Regions from separate parts of the Homo sapiens genome. Here region 1 is linked to region 2. The links are chromatin loops, found by intact Hi-C in ENCODE. Cell type or tissue: lower leg skin. All regions are shown on one strand. Links, peaks and the distances in the headings refer to the core of each region. The heading gives the core; the rest is flanking DNA.

Region 1 (12,483 bases), core at 1,813-9,812, 73 kb after region 2:
TTCAAGTAAGTTCATTTTCGTGTTGTGGTATCTCTTGGAGATTAAGTAAAATAAAGTGATTCTAAAGAACAAGGCCACGTTGCTGGGAGCAGCTGAGTGGTAAATAAATCTCAGGTAGGAGCTGTTTTCAGGAAATTGAACACTTAATAGTCCCTGCTGCAGGTCTGCAGAGAAGTGAGTCGTGATGTCCTGGCTTTGAAAGTCCTATTGGTTTTAAGAGATCAATCAAGTTATTGAAGCCAAACCACAATTGACGTTTTCTCTGCATTAAATGTTTGCAAGGGAAGCAGGTGTAGGCACACTGAAGGTCATCGTGAGGACTTGCTCAACTTGGAGTTTGAGCTGGCCTTGGGCACACAGACCTGAGTCAGGTGAGAGGCACTGAGGGGAGCCAGGAGCTCCCACCACTGCATGCTGAAGGGGCTGGGCATGAGCTGCCCCGCAGGCCACCTGGCCACCGCCTCAAGGGCTGTGTGTGTATCTGTGGTTGCAAGGTTGCAGCACACCTGGAGGCTTCGTCTCCAGTGCGAGTGAGCCTTGCTTTCGACACCTGTGCAGAGAAAGCTTCGTACAAAGTGAGAGCCAGGCATGGGCCACCTGCCGTTGGAAGGCACATGCACCCCCACTGCCCCGGTGAGCCTCGCAATTCCTCAAAGACCCACAGTCAAGGCTCTCTGAAGCTTGTTTTAAGCATTTTAGTTGTACTGTTAAATAATTTCCCTTTCAGTCATTTCCCACAGAAGCATAATTCTTAAAAGGGTTTTTGCCTTCCTACGTATGGCTAACCTCTTTTTGTTTTTTGAAAGAAAATCCAAGGAAAAAATAAATTTAGGGAAAAAAAATTCCCAACCAGGAATTTTTTAATGGAAATGTATATTCCAAAAAGTGAAATTCAGCAAAGTCTATTGTAGCCGATTTTCTTATAGTCATCCTGATAAAATTGGATCTATTTTCTTATAATTTGCCGCTTCCTCCAAAAAGAGAAGGGTGATGCTCAACAAATCTTAATTGTGGTTACAGCATACTGAGTTTTTGTTTATTATTTTTTCTCTTGAATGTGGAGATATACCTAAATGTAAGGGAAATTTTCACAAGAAAAAATAGTCGTGCTTGAGATTCATTGAAAACCATTTCTAAAACTGAAGCCATGTTTACATGTGCGTGTGCACACACATTCTAAGCATGAAGCATTTCAACAGTTTTTGGGTTAAAATGCTTGTATGGACTAGTCCAGGGTCCCTATAAATAAGAACCTAAACATTTGTTTATTCCATTACTTTTTTTTTTTTTGAGATGGAGTCTCACTCTGTCACCCAGGCTGGCATGCAGTGGCACAATCTTGGCTCACTGCAACCTCCACCTCCCAGATTGAAGCCATTCTCCTGCCTCAGCCTCCTAAGTAGCTGGGATTACAGGTGCACGCCACCACGCCCGGCTAATTTTTGTATTTTTAGTAGAGATGGGGTTTCACCATGTTGGCCAGGCTGGTCTCGAACTCTTCAGTTCAGGTGATCCACCCGCCTTGGCCTCCCGAAGTGCTGGGATTACAGGTGTGAGCCACCGTGCCCGGCCTATTCCATTACTTCTAATCAGTTATCCATGGACTTTTAGAAAACATTTGTGGATGTGGATACTACTACCTTGAAGGGTTGGAGAAAAATTATAAGGAGGTGATGGTGACCTTTAGAGTGACCTTTAGAATGCTCAGGCTGTAGTCCTTTTTGTGCCACCATTTTTTTTAACCCTTTAGATTTAACTGGGCGAGCAGGGGACAAGAATTCACATGGTTTTTACCAGTTCCCTTCTGCCCAGGAATGTCACCACATCTTTAGACGAAATGCTAGAAGAAGACTAGAGGAATTATCAGCTGGGCTAAATTATTCATGAGAATATTAAGAAGGGAAAAAGTATTTTCATAAAAAAAAAAAAAGTAAACCTCACACAATAGTGACAGTCAGAATTAGGTTAAAAATAGAGCCATCTCTGGGAAAGACCATTGAATTTTAATTAGCTCATCACTCTGAGCAATTCTGGTGTGTCAGCGGGTTCTTCCTTGCCATATAGTCATTTTTATAGGTTTAAGTAAAAATAGGAACTGGTGCACAGCCTAAACAAGCTGCATAACGAACCCACCTTCCTGGCAACTCACATCTTGGAAAGAGGACGCCGCTGCCTGGCCTGATTGGACTTCCTCTCCTGTTTGGCATCTCTACTAATCTTGGCTGTCTTTCCTCACTCATACTGTTCTTGCCCACCCCCATCCCTTTCACAGCTAATGATTCCCCATTCTATTGGATTTGTGTGTGTGTGTGCATAACTTATTGCATTGGAGGATTTGTTTTAATTTCCCTGAAATCTTACAAATTAAATTGCCCATCCTTAACTTTTTCAGTTTTTCATCACTCTGACCCACTTTATGTTGAAATGTGGCCAATTTGACAGAAGCGAAAGCCCCTTCTAAGGCAGTACTTCTGAATCTTATGAATATTTTTGGGTCAGAGACCCCCTTCCAGAATTTGATGGCAGCTACGGGTCCTTCCCCTGGAAAAGCGCATATCTCTTACACACACATGCACACATGCATAGAGTTTCACATAAAGTTACAGAGGCCTCCCGTATCCCTGAACACATTCATGGATCCCAGGTTGAAAATTACATGGCCAAGGAGCAGCTCGGGTTGAGCATGGGGTGCAAGGGCCTCGCGGGGAAGCCTGGCCTACATCCTTGCCAGCACTGGGACCATGTGGAAGAGCAGGGTGTGAGGGGCTGGAGAGGGGAACGTATCCCCAAGATGCAGATGCCATCAAGCCCTTTGTCATGTAGGACCAAGGATTCAAATAAACCTTCTGTTTCCAGAAAGCAGCATTTGTCCAAAAGGGTGGGAAGTGAGTGGTTGTGACTTCCCAGCCCAAGGCCACCCTCCTTTGCTCTCTGCCTTCAGTCACCTTGACCTTGCTCAAGTCCAGTGATGGGTGCTGGGTCTCTCGGTCCGCTGGTGAAGACGCAGAGAGATGGACATTTCTGAATGAGGCTGAGACAGCAGAGAGGACTCAGTGTTCAGGAAAATGAGACTTGACCCAGTGAGAAAAGCACAGAGTCCAGTGTCGGGGTTTTTCCCTGTACTAAGCAGAAGGAAATGTTATTACTGATTTGAGTCCCAGTTGGGGTCACTGGGTGCATTGATGGAGGCTGGTTCCTCTTTTATTTCATGTGACTAGTCTTTAAGTGCTAACAAATAGTTAGGAGTTCTTCCACATAGAAGCCACTGGAAAACCTCACCTAGAATTCACTGTAAGCCCTTCTACCACCACTATGAGCTGTGTGACTTTGGGCAACCTAACTTACGTCCCTCAGGCTCCTCATCTGTGATGGGAACATGAGTGTTTTCCTCTCCGGACTGTAAAGTCATAGAGTAGCTGCCTGGCCCCTGCTATGCACTCTCTGAGACCCAGATGCATCTCAGTCACGACCAGGCTGCCAAGGAATGAGATACAGGTACTGCAGAAGCCTGTTCCTAAGGCAATGGGAGAACAACCCTGTAGGTGCCGTCACAGCCAGCTTGCTAACGCCCAAGATGATGGCATATTGGAATAGACATTTCCCATTACACAGTTAATCACAAGCAAAAAGACAGAGATGTTTTCAATGATGGCCAAAGAATAGGCTTTGAATACCCAACTAACTGAACCAGACTGACCCTTTATCCTGCCTCAAAAATTTGATTTCTGGACTGTTTTGGAAATGTACTTTGACCTTCTCTGGGCCATGAGACTGATGCTCTTGCCACTAATGCAGTTATAACCTCAGGGAAGCAGAAAGCTCCAGGGAAAAGAGCATTTCGCATTTCCTTTAAAATACACACACACTTCCCTCTAAAGGTTTGCTAGCAGATGTTTAGTGGAGACAGAAGGCATCTCGTCAGGAGTTGGTGGGGTGCTTGCAATGATTGATTGCCATGTTTGCATATAAGTAAGTTCTTGTTCATCTGCTCACTGCCTAAGACCTGGTGTTAATCCCCCCTGTCCTTCCTTCTGGAGGAAAATGATTTCTGCCAGGGGAGTTGAGTAACACTGACAAATATCAACTAAGTTTTCATTTTGAGTGGAGGATGGGGTAGGAGACAGAGGTCACTTGCTTGAACTAGGTCTTACCCACCATTGCTAGGATCCTGCCTGTCCAAGGTTCATGGTGGCTTCTGCTGGGGATGAGGTCGGGAGGTGAATTATTAAGCTCTGTGCTTTAAGTCGCTCTCTGAGGCTGATATTTTGGACTGATGTTTAGCTTATGAGAGTGGTCTGTGAAGTTTTGTGAACTTCAGCAATTACATAGATCGCATAGAAGTATTGTCCACATGAGATAGCTTGAATAGCAATAACTCAGGAAAAGTTAGTTTGCATATACTACTGGTAGTAATAATACTAATAAAGGAAGAAGTGATTTGTTGAGTCAGGAACTGTGCTAGGGACTGAGCTTGTATTAACCCATCTCCCCACAACACAGCGAGTTAAATAATTAACACCATTTAACAGAGGAGAATACCATGGCTCACAAGGTGGACCAAGACTACACAGCCCTAACGTAGTGACATCATACCTCATACCCTTCTCTTTCTTTCTTTCTTTCTTTTTTTTTTTTTTTTTTTTTTTTTGAGACAGAGTCTTGCTCTGTCACCCAGGCTGGAGTGCAGTGGTGTGATCTCGGCTCACTGCAACTTCCACCTCCCGGGTTCAAGCAATTCTCCTGCCTCAGCCTTCCTAGTAGCTGGGACTACAGGTGCATGCCACCATGCCCAGCTAAATTTTTTTTGTATTTTTAGTAGAGACAGGGTTTCACCATGTTAGCCAGGGTGGTCTCGATCTCCTGACCTTGTAATCCACCTGCCTTGGCCTCCCAAAGTGCTGGGATTACAGGCGTGAGCCACCGCGCCCAGCCATACCCTTCTCTTTCTGATGCTGACACCCATGGACCTTCCACTGTGTCTTCTGCTGGTGCATGATGACATGCACACTCCGATGCAGCATCATCACTGTGGCAAATTAAAGGAGCCAGAGAGAAATTAAGTGAAGAACAGACAAGAAACTAACAAGTCTTTGGTTAGCAAAGTATGTCGGCCAGAAGATAAAGTTTTCTGCTTTCCTTTTTCCTTCTGCTGCTGCTGTTTCCAGTAGACTTAAGGTTAAGGATGCATGCATTAAGGGCATGATGACTGTTTTTTAAATGTTTTAAAATTTTTAGGAGAAAAGACTGAACATATGGTTCAGCCCTTGTCTATAGGAACAACAGAAAAAAATATTTTTTAGTAGGATTCTCCTGGAAAATCCAAGAGGATCATTTCCAGAGTTATAGGTCTAATTTGCTTTCTTTAGTGTTAGCTCTTTGCCAGAAACACTATGAAATAGAGACTGTGCTACGCAAGGGCATCAGGTCCGCCCACTGCTCCATCTCCAGCACCTAAATGGTAGCACTCACTCACTCAGGCTCAGCCAGACCAAGTGCCTGCCTGAACCGCATCTACAAGCCAGTATTTTAGGAAATTCTGTTCTGTGTCAAAGCAGCTTCACTGTAGTCTACTCCTGTGTTTCCCCAAATTAAACAAAGAACAGAGGTCATGTCCGTCTGGAGCTAGGGCGGTTTATTTTGTTTGTTTGTTTGTTTTTTCGAGACAGGATCTCGCTCTGTCACCCAGGCTGGAGTGCAGTGGCGTGATCTTGGCTCACTGCAACCTCCACCTCCCGGGTTCAAGTGATTCTCCTGTCTCAGCCTCCCTGGTAGCTGGGACTACAGGTGCGTGCCACCATGCCCAGCTAAATTTTTTTGTATTTTTAGTAGAGACGGGGTTTCACCATGTTGACCAGATTGATCTCCAACTCCTGACCTCAGGTAATCTGCCTGCCTTGGCCTCCCAAAGTGTTGGGATTACAGGCGTGAGCCACTGCGCCCAGCCATAGGGCAGTTTATTGGTTAATAAACTATACAGCAGACACCTGTGCCTCATTCCCTCGGCCCTTTAATGTCCCCTTGGCTCCCTGGGGCTCAGATCATTCCAGGGACCTCTGCACTTTTTTGCCGTCCCCCTACCCCCTCTCCACCACACCGCCAGAGTGAGCTTTCCAAACCCAAACCTATGCCTCACTCTTCAGCTTCATGTCCACTCAGCTGCTCTGACTGTCCCCAGGCCAGATTCCAAGTCTTAACCTGCACGTCCCGGATGGTGGACAACAGTAGCTCATCTCCTGCCACTCTCCATGCTGCGCTTCTCCTGTCAGGTGCCTCCTGCTCCTGTGTGGCTGCCTCAGCTGGGAGCGAACTGCTCCCTCCAGCTGTGCCCTGCACGCGTGAGACCTCTCGCTGACCCTGGAAACACAGCAATAGGATCACTTCCCAATGCCCTCCCTCACCTCTGTGTTGAATTTAGATGCCTCCTGTGTGACCTCATCACATGGTGTGAGCAGGGCATCTGGGCCAGGTGTGACCTCATCACATGGTGTGACCTCACTTTTTTTTAAAGAAGGGAATGAATTTTTTTTTAAGGAGGGAACAAATATAAAAAATCTTTGTCCTAGAGTCAGAAAACCAAGGTTCAGGTCCTACAGTTGAGACCTTCTTAGCTCTGTAACTTTGAGTAATTTACTGTAGAGAGCTGATGTTGGTTCCTTGAAGTGTAACATGGGAATTGTGCCTATTACATCTTACCTAGTTGCCGTGAAAATCGAATGCACTCACCTGCATGGAGAGGTTTTAGAAGCCATGAAACCCCGTACAAGTGTTTGGTGGCACCATAAGGACAGTTAGTGTTCATTTCCAAGCAATACAATATTGCATATTTGTGTGCAGATAATGAGCTTTCTATTACCTTTGACTCATCCCAAAGAGGTTCGTGAAAGTGCCCCAGGAGAGAGGGAAGGCAAAAGCTCTATTGGGTGAGATGCACAAATGTCAGACCATGCCAGAGCCTTCTGTTGTGTGGGCCCATGGGCCAGGTCAGATAAAGTCAGTACCGTTTGGGGCCCACCCAACTACACCCGAATGTCCTTCATGCCTTTGCCATGCCCAGAGGAAACTCATGCCTGTGAGGGTCAGCCAGTCCCTGGCTCTGCCCCATGTCCTGTCTCCTTTTGGAATGTAGAGCTAGTGCCCAAGAGAGGACCAGGATGGGGGCAGGGGCACTGGAGTAACCATGTAGTAGATGGCTGAGCAGAGGCCAAGGAGGCAGCTCCCACCACCACCCCAGAAAAATACCCCTTTTTCTCTCCAGAACGTGGCAGCGGTTGAAGCCAGGAAGGACCAGGCTGGAACGCTGTGCTTTTCCCTTTTTGGGGTGGCATTGTCCTCTGGAGAATTGCAAGCAGGCACCTTAGTGCTGAAGGTGCCACATCCTAGTTTGGGCGTGACTGCCAGGTGCCCACACTGGGCCCAGGGCCAGCCGCAGGCAGCAGCCTGTCACATCAAGGTGAGCAGCAGGCCATGGGCGGGGACAAAACCATGACTCATATTCCTGCTCATTCTTTTCCATCCCCTCCCCTTCTCCCTCACAGCCTCTCCTCAGCCTGTGTCCTGGGGTGTCACAGTCCCCCGAGGAGGAAGCCTGGGCCCTGTCTTAGGTCCTGTTCTGGCGGTGGCCTGGCCCCTGGGACAGAGCCCTACAGACAATTGCTGACCATTCAATCCTGCTGTGACACATGTGCTGTGCTGCCGGAGCTCACCCATTGCTGCTGCGCCTGGTGAGGATGGGCCAGCCAGGGCTGCAGGAAAAGAAAACTGACTTTGGTAGAGGGGAGACCCAACTGCTTTTGTATTTTGTGTTAATTTAAAATGGCAAAGATATAAGTCACAAAAAACATGCCCCTGCCTGAGTGTGCTATGCCTCATGTCCCAGCTGAGCGGAGAGCCCATTTCTGATGCTCATCAGAAGTTGCAGGCAGTGGGCTGCGGGATGTCCCACCGAGTGCTGAGCAGGTCAAGTGGGAATGCAGATCAAAACTCTCTTCCTTGGGCTCTGAGCAGTCCAGAGTTTAAAGGTTGTTAATTGGCCAAGCCTATTTAATATTTCATTCACGCGCACATGGAAACAAAGAGGTGGTCATGGCAAAAGCTGGCACAGGACATTCCCCTGTCCCACCACCCCATTCCCCTTGCCCTCAAAATCTTTATTCGATGGTCCTTAATGTCTGCATTTCATTCATGCTTCCTCTCCTGGGTCCTGGAGGTCTACCTGCTTCTGGGACCTGCAGCCTTTCTCCATGGAGAGAGCTGGGCTCTGGTTCTCCCATCCTCACTCTGTGTAGTGGAGAGACGGAGAGGCCAGATTTGTAGATGGCATCTTGGGGGTTCTGCCTGGCCCCAGAGTTCCATTCCTTTGTTACCTTGCTAAGGAGATGGGATGGGGGGCTTTGCTGTGCTCATTAATCTCAATCCCATGGAGCCCAGGGCCATGAAGAGATCTCAGAAAGGTCATGGCCTTTGCCTGGTTAACAACTGTTTGGTTCAGGAAACAGTATCCTTGGTGGGTGTTTCAATCCCTGATGAAAATGCATGCTAATTTTTATTTTTTATTTTTTATTTTATTTTTTTTTTTTGTGAGACGGAATCTCGCTCTGTCGCCCAGCCTGGAGTGCAGTGGTGTGATCTCGGCTCACTGCAACTTCTGCCTCCCGGATTCAAGCGATTCTCCAGCCTCAGCTCCCGAGTAGCTGGGACTACAGGCGCATGCTACCACGCCCAGCTAATTTTTTGTATTTTAGTAGAGACGGGGTTTCACCATGTTGCCCAGGCTGGTCTCGAACTCCTGAGCTCAGGCAATCCACCCACCTCGGCCTCTCAAAGTCCTAGGATTACAGGCGTGAGCCACCACACCTGGCCGCTAATTTTTTTAAAGTTTGCTTAAAAAAAAAATTTATTTTTCCCTAGAGGACCTCACAGAGCCTTTAATTTGCTGACAAGCACATGAATCTGAAGGGAAGGTGTATAGAATGATCTGATAGGTTTCCTCCATGTTTCTACAGTCCTTGTGTGCACTCTGGCATGACCATCAGCATGTGGCAGTGTGGTGTTGGATTTGGAGTATTTTCCATGCCTGATTGTAAATCCCTCGGGGTAGGGACCATGTCTTCATCTCCCTAGGTCGTAGCGTGAGAACCGGCACGTGTTTCCCGCTTGACAGGTGTCCCAGCCGTGGAGGCCTTTGCGATCTGTTGAGATGGCCTCATGTTTCTTCTTGCCCCCACAATGTGATTCAGCAAAAAGACAACTGGGTAACAGACGCATGGAGCAGTATTTCTTGGATCCCATGGGGCTTGCTGTGTTGAGACTGGGCTTTCGAGTCTGAATTCAACTGAGAGTGAGGTGTTGCTGATGCAGAGAGACTCATGGGCCCAGCCCCTTGTCCTCTGTAAAGCTGGGAACAGAAGCTAAGTCTGGAGAGTCGAACCCCAGAGTTTTAGAGATAGAACTGATAGGCAGGTCGCCGTTCTCCTGGGACCCCAGTCTTTGTGGCCTTTCCCAGCAGCTGAACTTTGGACCCCTCTCTCTGTGACATCCTGCTCCTAACCTGGCCACATGATGCTGCTTGAGAATCCAGCCACAGCCTGAGCCAGGACAGCTCTCAAGAGAGGAGGACAGGCTGTGGGATGAACGGTCATGGCCACAGATGGAAGGGACCCAATTCCTTAAAAAAAAAAAAAAAAAGAATGATGTAGGAGTCTTTAAGCTTCTCTAAAGGGCAGGGCTTGGGGGTCCCTGTGTCCCTCTTATTGAAGCACGTTTCCCTCTCTTTTTTTTCAGTAGAAAGACAGTTGAGGGGGTGTGTTCTGTGTGACACTGCTGCAGGCTCCTTTGGGGGAGAAACCCTGATCTAAGTCACAGCTGGTTGGGGTCTTAAGTCCTTAAGCAGTTTAACTTGGGGTCAGGCATAAAATGGGGGGGGTGGGTAGAAATAGAAAATATACAAACAACAGGAATATAAAATGTGGGACACCTTCTGTGGCCTGGACATCCCTGCTGCCTCGAGCTCCCCGCAGCTGCTGATGTTCGCTAGCGCCTCTCGTCACCCCAGTACCACGCTCTGACCTTCTGTTCCTGCTGCACCTGTTCCCCACCCCAGCATCTTTGCCCGAGGGAAGGCTTCGTCCAATCCCGTTCCCGCCCTGGATGACCACGCCAGCTGTGGGCCTGCCTGGCCGAACGCAGGTCTCCATCAGAGGGGCCCGTCTGCATGGGGGTGCCTGCACACCTGTCGTGTCGACATCACTGAGGACCCCTTGGGGGCTCAGGCCAGCTTGAGGGCCTCTTTGTCTCCTAAATAACTGGGACAGTATCTGGGGCTTAGATGAGCAGTCAGCATAGCAATAAGTGACCGGAAATACAGAGATGTGTGGACTAAGACTGTTGAGGTTGACTCGGATGTGTGCAAAGGCCCCAAAGTGACCTCCCTCCACGGTTGAGCCGTTGCCTGAAACCCGACTATGAGAATGCAGTTCTGTATTTTAAGGCAGATGAGACAAATGCCCCCAAGAATGGCAATGCAGTGAGCTCTGTGACTCACCTCACCTCCTGGTGATTGAGCCTTTCTGATCCTCCTGAGTTTAAGGATCCTTGGGTGGATGGGTGGGCGGGGCACAGCTGAGGTCAGAGCTCTCAAAGGCCAATACTACGGACTTGCCTTTTTTGTTGTTGTTTTATTTGGAGGGGGGTGTTTGTTTTATCATGGTAAAATAAACATAGCATAAAAATTACCATTTTAACTACTTTTAATTGTACCATTCAGTGGCATTAAGTAATTCACATTTTTACACAGCCATCACCACCCTTCATCTCTAGAGGTCTTTTCATCTTCCCAAACAAACTCTGTCCCCAATAAACACTCCCCATTCCCATCCCTTAGTCCCGAGCAGCCACCCTTCTACTTTCTGTTTCTATGAATTTGCCTACCTAAGAACCTATTTAAGTGGATCATGCAATATTTGTCCTTTTGTGACTGGCTTACTTCACTTAGCATAATGTCTTCAGGATTCCCTCAGAACAAGGACCTCTAAGGACAAAAATAAGTGAAAATAAGAAAAAAAGAAAAAATGCTTCCTTTATACTATAGCATATGTTGGATATGGCCTCCCTTTTTAAGGCTGAGTTATATTTCATCCTCTGGATGGATCACATTTTCTTATCCATTCATCTGTTGATGGACACCTGCGTTGCTCCCACCTTTTGGCTGTTGTGAATATGCTGCCGTGAACATAGGTGTGCAAATATCATTTCAGGTCCTTGCTTTCACTTTTGGGGGGTTATACCCAAAAGTGGCATTGCTGAGTCAGATGGTAATCCTCTGTTTAATTCTATGAAGAACAGGGATATTGTTTTCTCCAGTTGGCTGCACCGTTGTACATTCCCACCAGGAATGTACTGGTGCACCAGGGTTCCAGTTTCCCCACATTCTTGTCAGCACTTGTTATTTCCTGTTTGTTTGACAGCAGCTACCATCCTGATGGATGTGAAGGGCTACCACATTGTCGCTGTGATGTACATTTCCCCGATGACAGTGACGTTGAGCATCTTTCCATGTGCTTCTTGGCCATCTGTATGTCCTCTTCAGTTTTTGTTTTGTTTTAAACTTGCACTCAGATGGATAGTTATATGTGTGACCTAAGGAGAACCACTCAGTGATGAAGAATAAACGTGGCAACACCAGCTAGCATAGCTTAGCAGCATCTGTTATCTGCCTGAGGGCGGTGAATTCCCAGTGAGATGCTCATTCTAGTACTGTCCTAGAATGAAATGAGTCTCAGCTGGCATGTTCCTCGCTCTCCTTCTCGGTGCCCATCTTTTTCTTAGTTGAAATGATCTGTGATTCTGGATGCAGCCCGTGTTGTTCTGGGACGTCTCTGTATTGCACTAAATTAATAAAGGAGCTTTCATTTTTGCAGTTATGTATTTTGAATTCCCTATTCTCTCTTCATCCTGAATGACTGAGACTTGATTAGACATCGGCACAGCGCACCTGACATGGCGCTGACATGGAAATGCAATGGGTGGCAGCTCGGGGTGCAGACCCCACCCAGGATGCTGTGCCCGAGGGGAGCCAGGGCTTCCCTTTGAAATGGCAAAGGTTCCCACCATCCCTCCAGCCCCCGATGGCAGATCCCTTCTCACTTCTTCCTCACTGGAGCTGTGACTCCTTCCGGTGTTTTCCTTGGGTTGATGAAACAGAAACTCTCCTGGGGCCTTTTTTATTTTATTTTTTAATTTTATTTGTGGTAAGAACATCTAACATGAGACCCACCCTCTTAACAGGTTTTTTCAGTGTACAGCACAGTATCGTGAACTATAGACACAATGTGTGCAGCAGAGTTCCAGAGCTTATTCATCTCGCCTGCCTGAAAGCTGATGCTAGTTGACGAGCAACTCCCCATGTCTCCCTCCCTCTACCCCCGGCAACCATCAGCCCACTCTTTGATTTTCTGAATTTGCCTATTTTTACATGCCTCATGTAAG
Region 2 (12,483 bases), core at 3,851-11,850:
CTTTGCCTTTGCTAATTGCTTAGTCTAGGTAAAAGATTGTCCTGGGCGTGGCCATGTTTAATATGATTATCTAGTCCAAGCCTTCAGTTTAGATGAGAAGGCTGAGCTGGAGGGCCATTGGCTTGTCCAAAGCCACCAACCTATTAGGGTTTGAATTCAGTTCTCCTTATCCTCTGCCCCAGAGTGGCCCTTACCATGGGAGAGGGGCTGGGAAGGGCTGGCAGGGGCTCCCACCCTTTGTGACTTCTCCCTGGCGCTGGCCTTTCAGAGGTGACCCTCCCGTTGTGCTTGAGAATGGTGGTTGCTGTATGTTTGGGTTTCTGGACAGTTCAGCTGTGGCTTTGCATGGGTGGACTTCCGCAGAACACCTCTCTGGGCAGATTTCTCTACTCTCTGTCTTCTTAGTCCCGGCTAGCCAGGCCCCCATCTTGTCTTGCTGCTTTTAACACCACAGGCCCGAGAGACAGAAAATAAGATGGAAACCTGCCCACATCACTTCCCTGCTTGAAGCCTTCCATGGCTCCCCATCACTGCAGCACCCATCAAGGGTGCCCTCAGCCCTGAGCCCCACATGTCTTTCCTCTCCTCCCCTGCCACCCCTCCTTGTTGTAGGGGGCATCTTGTATATATTAATAGTTCCCAGCCCGGTCTCTCTCACTGCCTTGTGCCTTGCTCATGCTATTCCACTTGCTCGAGCCCCTTCCCTCCTTCCTTCAGCCCCTTGGTTCCTGCTCATCCCTCAGGTCAGCTCAGTCTCCATCTGAAGGACGGCAACCAGCTGTCCCCTTATCCAAGCCCTCACTGGACCCTGGTTGGAAGGATGCCCGTCTCTCTCCCCTCCTGAAGCTCTTTGACTTTATGAGGTTAACACCATAAATGTCTGAACTCATCTGAACTTGATGTCATGAAAAGGGCAAGAGTGGCCGGGCACAGTGGCTCATGCCTGTAATCCCAGCACTTCGGGAGGCCGAGGCAGGTGGATCCCCTGAGGTCAGGAGTTTTGAGACCAGCTGGCCAACATGGTGAAACCCTGGTCTCTACTAAAAATACAAAAATTAGCTGGGTATGGTGGTGCGTGCCTGTAATCCCAGCTACTCAGGAGGCTGAGGCAGGACAATTGCTTGAACCTGGGAGGCGGAAGTTGCAGTGAGCCAAGATGGCGCCATTGCACTCCAGCCTGGGGGACACAGTGAGACTCTGTCTCAAAAAAAAAAAATAAAGGGGGGCAAGAGTGGCAGGCCTGGCTTGCAGCCCCAACTCTGCCACTTGTCATGGGTCTCTCTCCCAGAGCATTACTGCACCTGTTTCCTCAATGGTAGAATGCGGTCAGTGCTGCCTGACCTTGAGGGCCATTGTGAGGACAGACGCAGAACACTGGGAAGCGTGCCCCACCCCCACGTACCTGGCAAACAGCCCCCACCCTGGAAGCCTCAGGTGCCTTCCTTCCTCCCCTTGGTGGGGTGAGGACGACCGGGATGAGTCGTCTGAGAAGCACTTTGAGGGGGGAGGAGCTGAAGGCCACACCTGGAAGGGCGATTTATTCCTTGGGCGCTGCCAGGTGTCTGCCGCCTTCACCCAGAAACCGATGATGTTCGGAGCCAGGTATGCCCTTCAGACAGGAAGCCTGCATCCAGGGTGATGGGAGGAGCCCCACCAAAAAGCACCCTCTACAGGGTTTATGTGTCTAAGTTCCAACCTGAAAACAAAACAGGTCACCGGGCCACAGGGCTCAGAGAGAGGCCGGGATCAGAAAGCCAGGGGACCTTCCTGGGTAGCCAAGGCCTGGTTAGCCAAGGCCGGGAGAGTGGGGCTCTGCCTGGCGCTTCACTGCCTCCTGGAGTTCTCAGGCCAGAAATCTGAGTTTATGCCATTGAGTGGAAGATGAGCTGCATGTGTTTGAAAGCCTGGCTTGGGTGTGCTGCGTGAACATATGGCTCAGAGAGAGTGGAATTTGAGAGACGAGTTGTTGGTGACTTTGAGCTCATAGCAGCAGAGCTCAGAGAGCAAACGTAGGGGCAAGTTGAAAACTGGAGAAAGGGCTGGGGCCCCTTCCCACTTGCAGCTGAGATTTTATGGGATGCCATGGACTTTGACCTCAGTATTGTAGAAACCTTAATCTTCTGCAGGCTGGGGTTTAGTTGTTTTGTTCTTTGTGTCACTATTGATGAGCAGATCTCCCTCCACACAAGTGATTTAGAGATTGACAGGGACCTATTTGTCTGGGAAAGGGCAGGGGCTGTTGAGTGCATGAAGTGGATTCCTCTAAAATAAACCATTGCTGTGAGAGGATACCGCCAGCACGCGCCCACCCATGGCATCTGCATGGTATTGTATCCTGTCAGACCTCTCTTCGGTCTCTTTTGGCTACAAGTAACTAAAACAAATTTAAATTACATTAACAAAATATAAAAGGAATTTCTTGGAAAGATGCAGGGCAGCAGGTGGAAGGTGGGATCTGAGATCACAAAGTGGGGTGGGGAGTGTCTTTTAGGACACTCAGAAGCTATATCTTCTCATCCCATTCTCCAGAAGTGAGCTCGGTTCCCACTTCAAACTGGCTTCGCCTGATGCTTTTGCTCATGTGATCCCTGGTCAAGCAACGGCCAACACAGAGGTCAGCATCTCTCTGTCCAACTCCAGCTTCCTGGGTGCAAATCTGATTCCCAGCATGGATTGGGGTGAGGGAAAGGAGGTTTTGGAGCAGGGAGTGAGGTTACGCAGGGCTGGGGACTCCTTCAAACGGTGTGACAGGATATGGTTCCGGCTGTTCTTCAAGCTGGGGTGGAAGGGGTTATAGGCAGATGTTTCTGGCAATTAATTGAGGGTAATTGAGTATTGATGATTTAACCACTAAATGCTTTAAACAAAGTATTCTTTTCCCTCCCAGAGACTCAGGATGTAACTCACCTGCTGGCTACTTGAGCTGAGTGTGGAATTAGCAGGAACATACCTCCTGAGGCTTCTCTTCTAGGAATAATTAAACATGGCCTTAGATATTAGCTCCAGATCACCCAGGGATCTTGGAAGGAGCCGTTGGACAGTCACCAACACAGTGTTGCCAATTGTCACTCCCACCCCTGCCTTCACACAGGGCCAGTCTCCTGCTTTCCAAACATTTCTTCTAGTCAGGGCCAGCTACATAATTCGCAGGTCCCCGTGGAAAATAAAAATGCAGAGTCCCTTGTTGACAAAGTGTGTTGTCACCACTGCAGAGCTAGGCAAGGGTTTCCCCAAGCCTTTCCCAGTCTGTCTTCCTTGTTTCTCAGTAACTTCTCTGCCTCTCCTCCATTGTACTTCATGTCTTTTTCTAGATTTCTTTTGGTAAAAAGCAAAACACACTTTTTGAGGGCCTACTTTTCCCAGGGAACAGCTTTACAGAGCCCTGAGCAATTTTGTTTGGGATGTTTGGTTAGCTCAAGGTGTGCAATGGCATGAAGGAGCCAGGGAGCAGTCTTCCATTTGAAAATGCCGCTCTCTCAAAGTTGAGACAGTTGCTTTACTTATCTGAACAGAGAACCAAAGAGCTGAGTCACAGAGATGTGTGGTTAAGGATGTTAAGTCGTAGGAATGCTAGTTAAGTGTTTATCAGGTGTTTTTTTTTTTTAAATAAAGTGGGGAGGAGGGTCAATCCTTTATGTAATTTAATTCAACTAGCTAACAGTCGTGCTTTATTTCTTAGAATCATTTTAAAAATAGGTGCAAGGGAGATAATGCTGGCTTAAAACAGCCACAAGCATCCCAGTGGTCATATTGTATTATGGACGGGTTATGTACTTAGCATCGTAATTTGCACTATGGAGTGTTTCCTCCCAGATTAGATGAAAAGCTGCCTTTTGCATGTGTTTACAAGATGCTTTACAAATTGGGCGCCCTTGATTGCTATGTGTTGAGGAACTCCACTGTTCTCAGATGGATATACTTTAGCGTCTGCAGTAAGCGGATAGTCTTTGTCCTACTCTTTTTAAAACTTGTCTTTATTTGTAATTGTGGTAAAACTATAAATTATAAAATGTACTATTTTAGCCATTTTTCAGTGTACAGTTCTGTGGCTTTAGGTGCATCCTCATTGTTGTGCAGCTGGCACCATCATCCATCTCCAGAACAATTCCATCTTCCCAAACTGAAACTGTCCCCATGAAACCCCAGCTCCCCATTCCCCTCCTCTGGCAACCCCACGCTACCTTCTGCCTCTTTGAATTTGCTTACTCCGGGTACCTCATATAAATAGAGCATTTGTCCTTTTGTGACTGGCTCATGTCGCTCAGCGTGATGTCTTCAAGGCTCATCCATGTGGTAGCGTGTGTGAGCGTTTCCTGCCTGCCTTAGACTGAGGAATACGCCATTGTGTGCCTGCACCACATTCTGTTTGTTTGTTCACCCATCGGCAGACACTTGGGTCGCCTCTACCCCTTGGCTATGGTGCATGTGCGGCTGGGAACTTGGGTGATGCCCTCCTTCTTGAAGACAGTTCCGGACAATCCCTCCATCCCTCCCGTGCCCTCCCCTTCAGAGGCAGTGCTGCAGCTGCTTGCGTGGTGTCCCTGTCTTCCTCTCAGAACATCTGCCCTGGGCTGGTGTCACAGATGGGTAGAAGATCGTGTCTGCCCTGGAGAAGGGAGCTCCTCATGTAGCCGGAGACGGTTGGGAAATTGAATATCCCTGGCATGCGGCACAGGATGAGCGGGGCAGGGAATGGGAGCTGAGGGTGGGGGGTGAACCGAGCACATCCCAGGAGGGCAGGTGCAGTGCACTGTGAGGTGCCTTGGCCCAAGAACAGGACAAGGTGCAGGGGCGCAGAGGAGTCGCTTCCGTCAGTGGGCAGGGAAGCCCAGGGGGCTGTGGCATCTGAGCTATCCCCAAGGAGGGCTTGGGTTTGAGCAGTTGAAAGGATTGAGAGAGGACCTCTTCTGTGAGGAGCTGATGAAGGTGGGGAAGGGACATGTGCAGAGTGCAGAGAGGACGTGGCCTAGAGGAGGGCATGGGTCCTGACCCTGCAAGGCCCCCCTACAAAGCCATAGAGTCAGCCTTCGGCATAGCTTGATTTTTTTCCCCCAGTAGACAATGAGTCTCCTGAACTTTGTAAGTAAGGAAATGATGGAAGAACGAGATTTTAGGACTTGATGGGAGAGATCCAGGAGAGAAGGGCTCGTGTCCACCCAAAGGGTCTGTCCACAGCCCCTCAAGCCAGCCCCTGAGGCGCTGTACCTCCAGGACACACCCATGTTACTCAATGCCTCTTGAAAACCACCTGAACGAGCCCCCATCACAAAACTGTGGTAGGCCCCATGGTCCTACCTGGGGGCCACAGCCCTCTCCCTCTCGACATGTCTGAGCTCCTGCCAAGCACCTTCTCTGCCCAGTGCCCAGTGCTCCTGCCTCCTACAGGCCCCAGCCCAGCACCATGTGGTCTCTCCACTACAGAGGCTGTCAGGCTTGCCTGATGCCGGACCCCACACAACTGCTCAGGAATTTCAGTTGACCTCCCTGGGTGAGTTTCTAGGGCTGCAGAATACCACAGACGGGCAGCTTCAACTGCAGAGATGTATTTCCTTACAGTTCTGGAGGCTGGAAGTCCAAGACCAAGGTTCAGCAGGATTGGTTTCTCCTGAGGCCTCTCTCCTTGGCTTGTTACATGGCTGTCTTCGTGTCCTCACACAGTCTTCCCTCTGTGTGTGTCTGCGTCCTCATCTCCTCTTCTTTTTTTTTTTTTTTCTGAGACGGAGTCTTGCTCTGTTGCCCAGGCTAGAGTGCAGTGGTGTGATCTCAGCTCACTGCAACCTCCACCTCCTGGGTTCAAACTATTCTCCTGCCTCAGCCTCCCGAGTAGCTGGGATTACAGGCGCCCGCCACCGTGCCCAGCTAATTTTTGTATTTTTTAGTAGAGATGGGGTTTCACCATCTTGGCCAGGCTGGTCTCGAACTCCTGACCTCATGATCCACCTGCCTCGGCCTCCCAAAGTGCTGGGATTACAGGCATGAGCCACCGCACCCGGCCACTCATCTCCTCTTCTTATAGGGACCCCAGTCGAATTGGATCAGGACCCACCCTAATAGCTGCATTTGACCTTACTACCCTCTTTAAAAGCCCACTCTTGAAACACAGTCACATTCTGAGGTCCTGGGGGTTACAGCTTCAACGCTGGAGCTTTGAGGGGACAGTACAGCTCATGACAGCAGAGCTCCAGCATGGACCCTGAGCAGGGCAGCTCTGATCTGTATCTGCACCCGGGATAGTTCCCTGAAGCCCTAGGCCTGTGCATTCCCCAACCTGCTGGACTGGCCCTCTCTTGTGGTACCTGATCTTATCTGTGCCTTTTCCCTAAATCCCAGTGTTTTGGTCCTTGGACCCTAGCTGAGTGGCTCTTTATCACTCCCTTGCTTCAAATCCTCCGTGGCTCTCCATGACCTTTAAGGTGAAGTTGGGCCTGGGTGGTAGGTTTCACGGTCTCTGCCTGCCTCTCCTGCCTCCATCCCCATCATCCCCACAGGGACCCCAGAGCTCCACCCACCGATTTGTTTATTTCCCAAACAATGCTGTGTTCCCCCATGCTCTTCTTTCAGCCCAGAGTCCACCCCTCCATCCTGTTGCCTCCTTCAGACCTTCTTGGCTCCCTCTTCCTCCCTTCCCGTTTCCCACCCCTGCTGTCCTGGCCTGAATATATATCCTCAGCCCCTGGGCCTAGCAGGTACTCTGTAAACACTTCCTGCATGGTGCCAGTAAGGAGGTGGCGAAAGGGTTTTGCTCTCATTTGAGTGAGGTTGGATGGCTTAATTCTAAGATGACAAGAATAAAAGAGGACAGATTCGTAAGTTGGCTCAAACCTAAAGTCACATTTCAGTGAGCTATTGAAGATTAAGAAGAGTTATGTAGCTTATCTGAAATGGCAACTAATCAAACTTGGGTGGATCATACTGGGCTCTGGAGTTGATTATGTCTTTAAACCACTGCTGTTCAGAACTTTAGGTAGGTCACAGAGCCTTTTCTTCACGTGGAACGGGCCCATCTTCGTCCAGGGCCGCAGTGGCTCCGGTGCACTTAGAGTCACCCTGGGGAACTTTCAGAAATGCCTGTAGGACCCCAGCATCCATCGTTTAAAAGAAGTTCTCTGGACACTTTCCACGGGGTATGATTTTGCTCCCAGAGAACATTCGGCAATGTCTGGAGACATTTTTGTCGTTGTTGTCACACCTTTGGGGGCATGGGGGGAGGGTGCTACTGGCGCCTGGTGGGTAGAGGCAGGGGTACTGCTAAACATCCTACAGGGCACAGGACTGTCCACACCACAAGGGATGATCCGGCCCCAGATCCGGCCCCAAATACGGCAAGTTTGAGAAACCCCGGTCAGATCCGGCCCCAAATACGGCAAGTTTGAGAAACCCCGGTCTAGACTAATAAAAACACTCATTGTATTTCCTGACCACACCCAACAGATGGCCAAGCCTGTGGGGTGGGACAGTGGGACCTCTGCTCTTTAACCCACAGTACGGGACACATGGGTGTTCAGGCTGAGGGTGTTTCATCCTGCTGGGAATTCCCACAAGGCAGCCACGGTTCCCTGCCCTCTGTGAAGAAAGGGTTTGCTGAGCTCGTTATGGAATAAACAAAGCTCAGCAGGCAGCAGGCACGTTTAGCCCACCTAGGAAAGCATGTTTGGGAAAAGGGCCATAGTATATTTATACAGGAATGAATGTTGCTAATGACCAAGTCACTCCTTGAAGTAGGTCCTTTGAACCTCTACTTAGAATAACGGTTAATTACTAGAAAAGGAAACGTTTGTTTGGAAGTAAAAGGTACTTATTTTCAAAATGTCTCTAATTCAAACTAGCCTTTTCCATAATTAATTCCTATTACGGTGGTTTTATAGTGTTGTCAGCAGCAGGAAACTGGAGCTCTCCCGTGGGACACAGACACCAAGCGCTGGAGGCCGGAGCTGAACGTAAGCACTGTTTACGTTTGCTGAGTAATAGATCAGGCTGGTTCCCGCCAGGGGCCCAGGCAGCAAGCCTGATGGATCATCTAGTCCCAGTGAAACATCTGCTACCTGTGCCAAGGCAGGCACCTCGTGGCTTTGCCGGCTCCGAAAGTGAGTGTGCTAGGTATTAGCTGGACTGCTGGCCGGGGCCCCCTTGGGTATCCAGAGTGACCCCTTCCCCAGCAGGATGGGTCCTGCTTACATGATCGCAGCACTGTCTGCCTTGTCTCACTCTCTTGGCCCTGGACTTGGTAGCGTTGTCTTCCTTTTGGAGTGTTCTTGATGTTCTTGGTGCCTCTAGCACACGGCTGTCAATGGTGGTGGCAGGGGAGACTTAGCTGGGTGTCCTGGCAGGGGCCCATGTCTGACTCTCAGAGCTACTTTCAAGCAGGCAACAAAGATGTTCGATTGGAGCCCATCTGGCTAGAGGGAGTGAAATGCAAGAAGGTGATGGGTTCCCACAGGAGCCTGTCTGGGGCTTACCGGTTTCTGGAATTCTATTTTCTGGAGTCATCAAAATCTTCACGAAAAAATTAGCTGGGTGTGGTGGCACATGCCTGTAGTCCCAGCTACTTGGGAGGCTGAGGCAGGAGAATCATTTGAACCTGGGAGGCAGAGGTTGCAGTGAGCCAAGATGGTGCCACTGCATTCCAGCCTGGGCAACAAGAGCAAAACTCTGTCTCAAAAAAAAAAAAAAAAAAATCTAGTAAGTTCCAGAGTGGGTTTTTAAAATTATTATTATTTATTTATTTATTTTTTGAGACGGAGTCTCGCTCTGTCACCCAGGCTGGAGTGCAGTGGCACGATCTCAGCTCTCTGCAAGCTCCGCCTCCTGGGTTCACGCCATTCTCCTGCCTCAGCCTCCCGAGTACCTGGGACTACAGGCGCCTGCCACCACACCTGACTAATTTTTTTTTAATTTTTTTTTGTTTTTAGTAGAGACGGGGTTTCACTGTGTTAGCCAGGGTGGTCTCCATCTCGTGACCTCATGATCCGCCCACCTCGGCCTCCCAAAGTGCTGGGATTACAGGCGTGAGCCACCGCGCCTGGCCTATTATTTCATTTTAAAAGAAGACTTATTTGTAATATTTTTCTGGGAAGTCCCATAAGAAACAACTTGTCAAAAGTGGATATTGTCAAGACTATGAGGGAATTTTGATGTGTGTGGTTTTGTTTTGTTTTGGGGTTTTTTTTTGGTTTTATGTGTTTGCTGATAATGTGGTTTAAGTATAAGCAAATGGTTTCACTGTTTAATTCATTTCTCGTTTGCCTTCTTGTTGTTCATCGTTTATAACTATAGTTCTTTTGGGGCAGAGTCTTAGATAAGTGACCAATGGGAGGGTGGTGAGGAAAGCCAACGGCAACTTTGATGATGAATCTCATTTTTAACAGCAGTTTTTGCGAAGCTGAAATGACCTTTGACAGCAGAAGGTTACCAGGCAATTTACAGACTGAGGATGTATGGATCATCTTACTGAAAAGAAGTTTTTAAGTCTTCAGAAGGCATTTTCTCCTTGAGTACGGGGAAGCAACGACACACAGCAGCCTTTCTTTTGCGATCTGTTTGAATCTATATAGCAAACACAGTGGTCTAGTCTTATAGTTCAAAATTATGTGGGGAAAATACTGCACCAGGCATGTCCTGAGCAGTGTGTTAACATTCAGATGTTTATTGAGCTGATACTTTGTGCACAGCACTGTGCTGGGAGCTGCAGGAGACAGGGAGGATGGATCTGTGAGTGTGCTTGGAGAACAGGTGGTCCCAGGAGACAGAGGCGGGGCCAAAATAGCCTGGCAGAGCGGTGCACGGTGCATGGAGATAGGGAAGAGAGAGTTGGGAATCCCTGGGATGTGCGCCCTGTAACGGGAAGGAGCGGGAGAAGACACTTATTTCAGTTAGGAGGAGAGAATGGCACAAGACTGCGAAGAGTTTGAAAGCTTGAGGGGTCAGTCAGGATGCTGCAAGTAGCAGAAAACCCTGCATCAAACTTGCTTTAAAAAAATACAGAAGGGCCCGGGCACAGTGGCTTACGCCTGTAATCCCAGCACTTTGGGAGGCCAAGGTGGGCGGGTCACCTGAGGTCAGGAGTTTGAGACCAGCCTGACCAACATAGTGAAACACCATCTCTACTAAGAATACAAAAAATAGCTGGACGTGGTGGCGGGCACCTGTAATCCCAGCTACCCGGGAGGCTGAGGCAGGAGAATCGAACCTGGGAGGCAAAGATTGCAGTGAGCCGATATCACACCATTGCACTCCAGATTGAGACTCCGTCTCAAAAAAAAAAAGTATAGATGACATTTCTGGAAGTCCAGAGACAGGACGGGCTGCAATCTCCAGTTCTTTCTAGTTCTCTTCTAGGTCATCCTCTGCCCTGGCTTCATTCTCACGCTGTATTAGCTTGCTGGGCTGTGTAACAAATACCACAGAAATGTATTCTGTTACAGGTTTGGAAGTTGGAGGTCCTAGATCCAGGTGTGGGCAGGGTCAGTTTCTCCTGAGTTCTCTCTCCTTGGCTTGCAGATGGCGTCTTCTCCCTCTGTCCCCACGTGGTCCTCCCTCTGTGTGTGTCTGTGTCCTCATCTCTCCTTGTAAGGACACCAGTCACCTTGGATTAGGGCCCGCCCTAGAGACCTTACTTTAACTTTAATCATCTCTGTAAAAACCCTATTTCCAAACAGGGTCACATTTTGAGGTTCTGGGGTTTGGATTCCAGCATATCTTGTTAGGGGCAGGGTGGACACACTTCAACCTGCCCAGGGTCCCTTCAGGGAGAAGGGAGGCAGTCGCATCTCTGGAGCATGGGCTGAGTGTGTTCTCATGTCACTTCTGCAGTAAGTGGGCTTTCCGTCCAGTCTGTCTGTTGTAAATCAGATGTGCAAGTGAGGGCAGCTGCCAGAACTTCCATAGGAGTTGGCTGCCGTGTTCACAATCCAGGTGGTGACAGAAGGCTGCAGGTACTAGAGGGAAGGGCAGGTCCCACCACTGCAGGAGAGGTAGCTGGGAACAGGGGTGGGAGTGTGGGTCCCCATCATAGGGGAGGAGGAGGGAAAGGAAAGGGGGAAAAGGGAGACGGAGAGGGGAAGGGGAGCAGGGATGGTGGAAGAGAGGGGAAGTGGGGAGAAACAGGAGGAAGAGATGAGGAAGGGAGAGGGAAGGGAGGGGAGGAAGAGTTCATTGCTGCAGGTTGGCTGGGCTGAGTGTTTTACAGATGCCGTGGCTGAATCCTGACAGCCCCCTGAGAAGTTGGCTTCTCTGTGGCTTATAGCTAAGCTAAGCCACCTGCTGGAGCTGAGATTTGGACCCCAGCAGCCTGAATCCCAGCCCCTGCACACTGCCCCTCTGGGTAGGGGACTTCCAGCATGGGTCCTTCACTCCCAGCAGCCGCTTCCAGCACCCTTGTTGCCTGGGTTCTCCGCCCAGGTTTCTATGGAGCAGTGTGGATGGGTTGGGGCTGTTTTTCTTGCCTTTGATATAGTGACAGTCAGACTCCTGTTTGGAACTGACAGGCAGCCCATAAGCACACCTGCTAAGAACCTCAGGCCTTGACATAGCATCTGTGGGAAACTTTCACATCTCTTTTCTGAGTTCTTGGCCTAGAGATCTATTTCCTAAGCACAAGGGAGGATACGATCAAATGCCCCCTCTCCTGGAGGTTGATCCAGGCATTGCGGTTATTCCGTTGGTGGATTGGCCACACCCCTCGCGTCTCCTCCGTTCTGCTGCCTGACCTTGTGCTGTTGGAGGAACAAAAAATTGATGCTCCTCGCAATCCATCAGATATTTCTGCCCTGTCTTTGGACCCATTTTAAATAATTTCACAGATTTTTTTTTTTTTGAGATGGAGTCTTGCTCTGTTGCCCAGGCTGGAGTGCAGTGGCGCGATCTCTGCTTGCTGCAACCTCCACCTCCCAGATTCAAGCGATTCTCCTGCCTCAGCCTCCTGAGTAGCTGGGACTACAGGCGGGTACCACCATGCCCCGCTTATTTTTGTATTTTTAGTAGATATGGGATTTCACCATGTTGGCCAGGCTGGTCTCGATCTCCTGACCTTGTGATCCACCCGCCCTCCCAAAGTGCTAGGATTGCAGGCATAAGCCACCGCACCCAGCTCTTTATTTATTTATTTATTTATTTACAGAGTTTCGCTCTGTCGCCCAGGGTGGAGTACAGTGGCGTGATCTCAGCTCACTGCAATCTCCGCATCCCGGGTTCAAGTGATTCTCCTGCCTCAGCCTCCCAGGTAGCTGGGATTACAGGCATGCACCACCACACCTGGCTAATTTTGTATTTTTAGTAGAGATGGGGTTTCACCATGTTGGTCAGGCTGGTCTCGAACTCCTGACCCCAGGTGATCCATCGCCTCGGCCTCCCAAAGTGCTGGGATTACAGGGGTGAGCCACTGTACCCAGCTTTCACAGATTTTTTAAAGTGGAGGCATAATGACCACATAGTAAAATGGACAGATGTTAAGTGTATAGCTTAGTAGGTTTTGACTTGTATATATGC

Evidence for each region. Hi-C counts contacts between places; a loop is a spot of excess contacts. Peaks named below come from ENCODE experiments on the same cell type or tissue, not always from the same donor. Only the 100,000 strongest peaks of a DNase experiment are listed, where the experiment ranks them.
Region 1: a loop joins it to region 2, with 1.9 times the contacts of the local background. A loop is called at or near these places in 2 of 110 quality-filtered maps.

What each region holds. Positions count from the first base shown.
Region 1 is chr6:3,358,498-3,370,980 of GRCh38, reverse strand. All of the region lies in intron 3 of SLC22A23 (solute carrier family 22 member 23), which reads left to right. Among named protein-coding and RNA genes, the nearest start is that of SLC22A23, 92 kb to the left of the region's middle. RefSeq lists a silencer at 132-426 and enhancers at 132-426, 1-482, 5,716-6,216, 6,217-6,717. In lower leg skin, for the core only: no CTCF peak of the experiment used is centred there; no DNase peak of the experiment used is centred there.
Region 2 is chr6:3,433,938-3,446,420 of GRCh38, reverse strand. The region is part of intron 1 of SLC22A23 (solute carrier family 22 member 23); the gene reads left to right. Among named protein-coding and RNA genes, the nearest start is that of SLC22A23, 17 kb to the left of the region's middle. RefSeq lists an enhancer at 1-240. In lower leg skin, for the core only: no CTCF peak of the experiment used is centred there; DNase peaks (open chromatin) are centred at 4,790, 7,310, 7,970 and 10,740.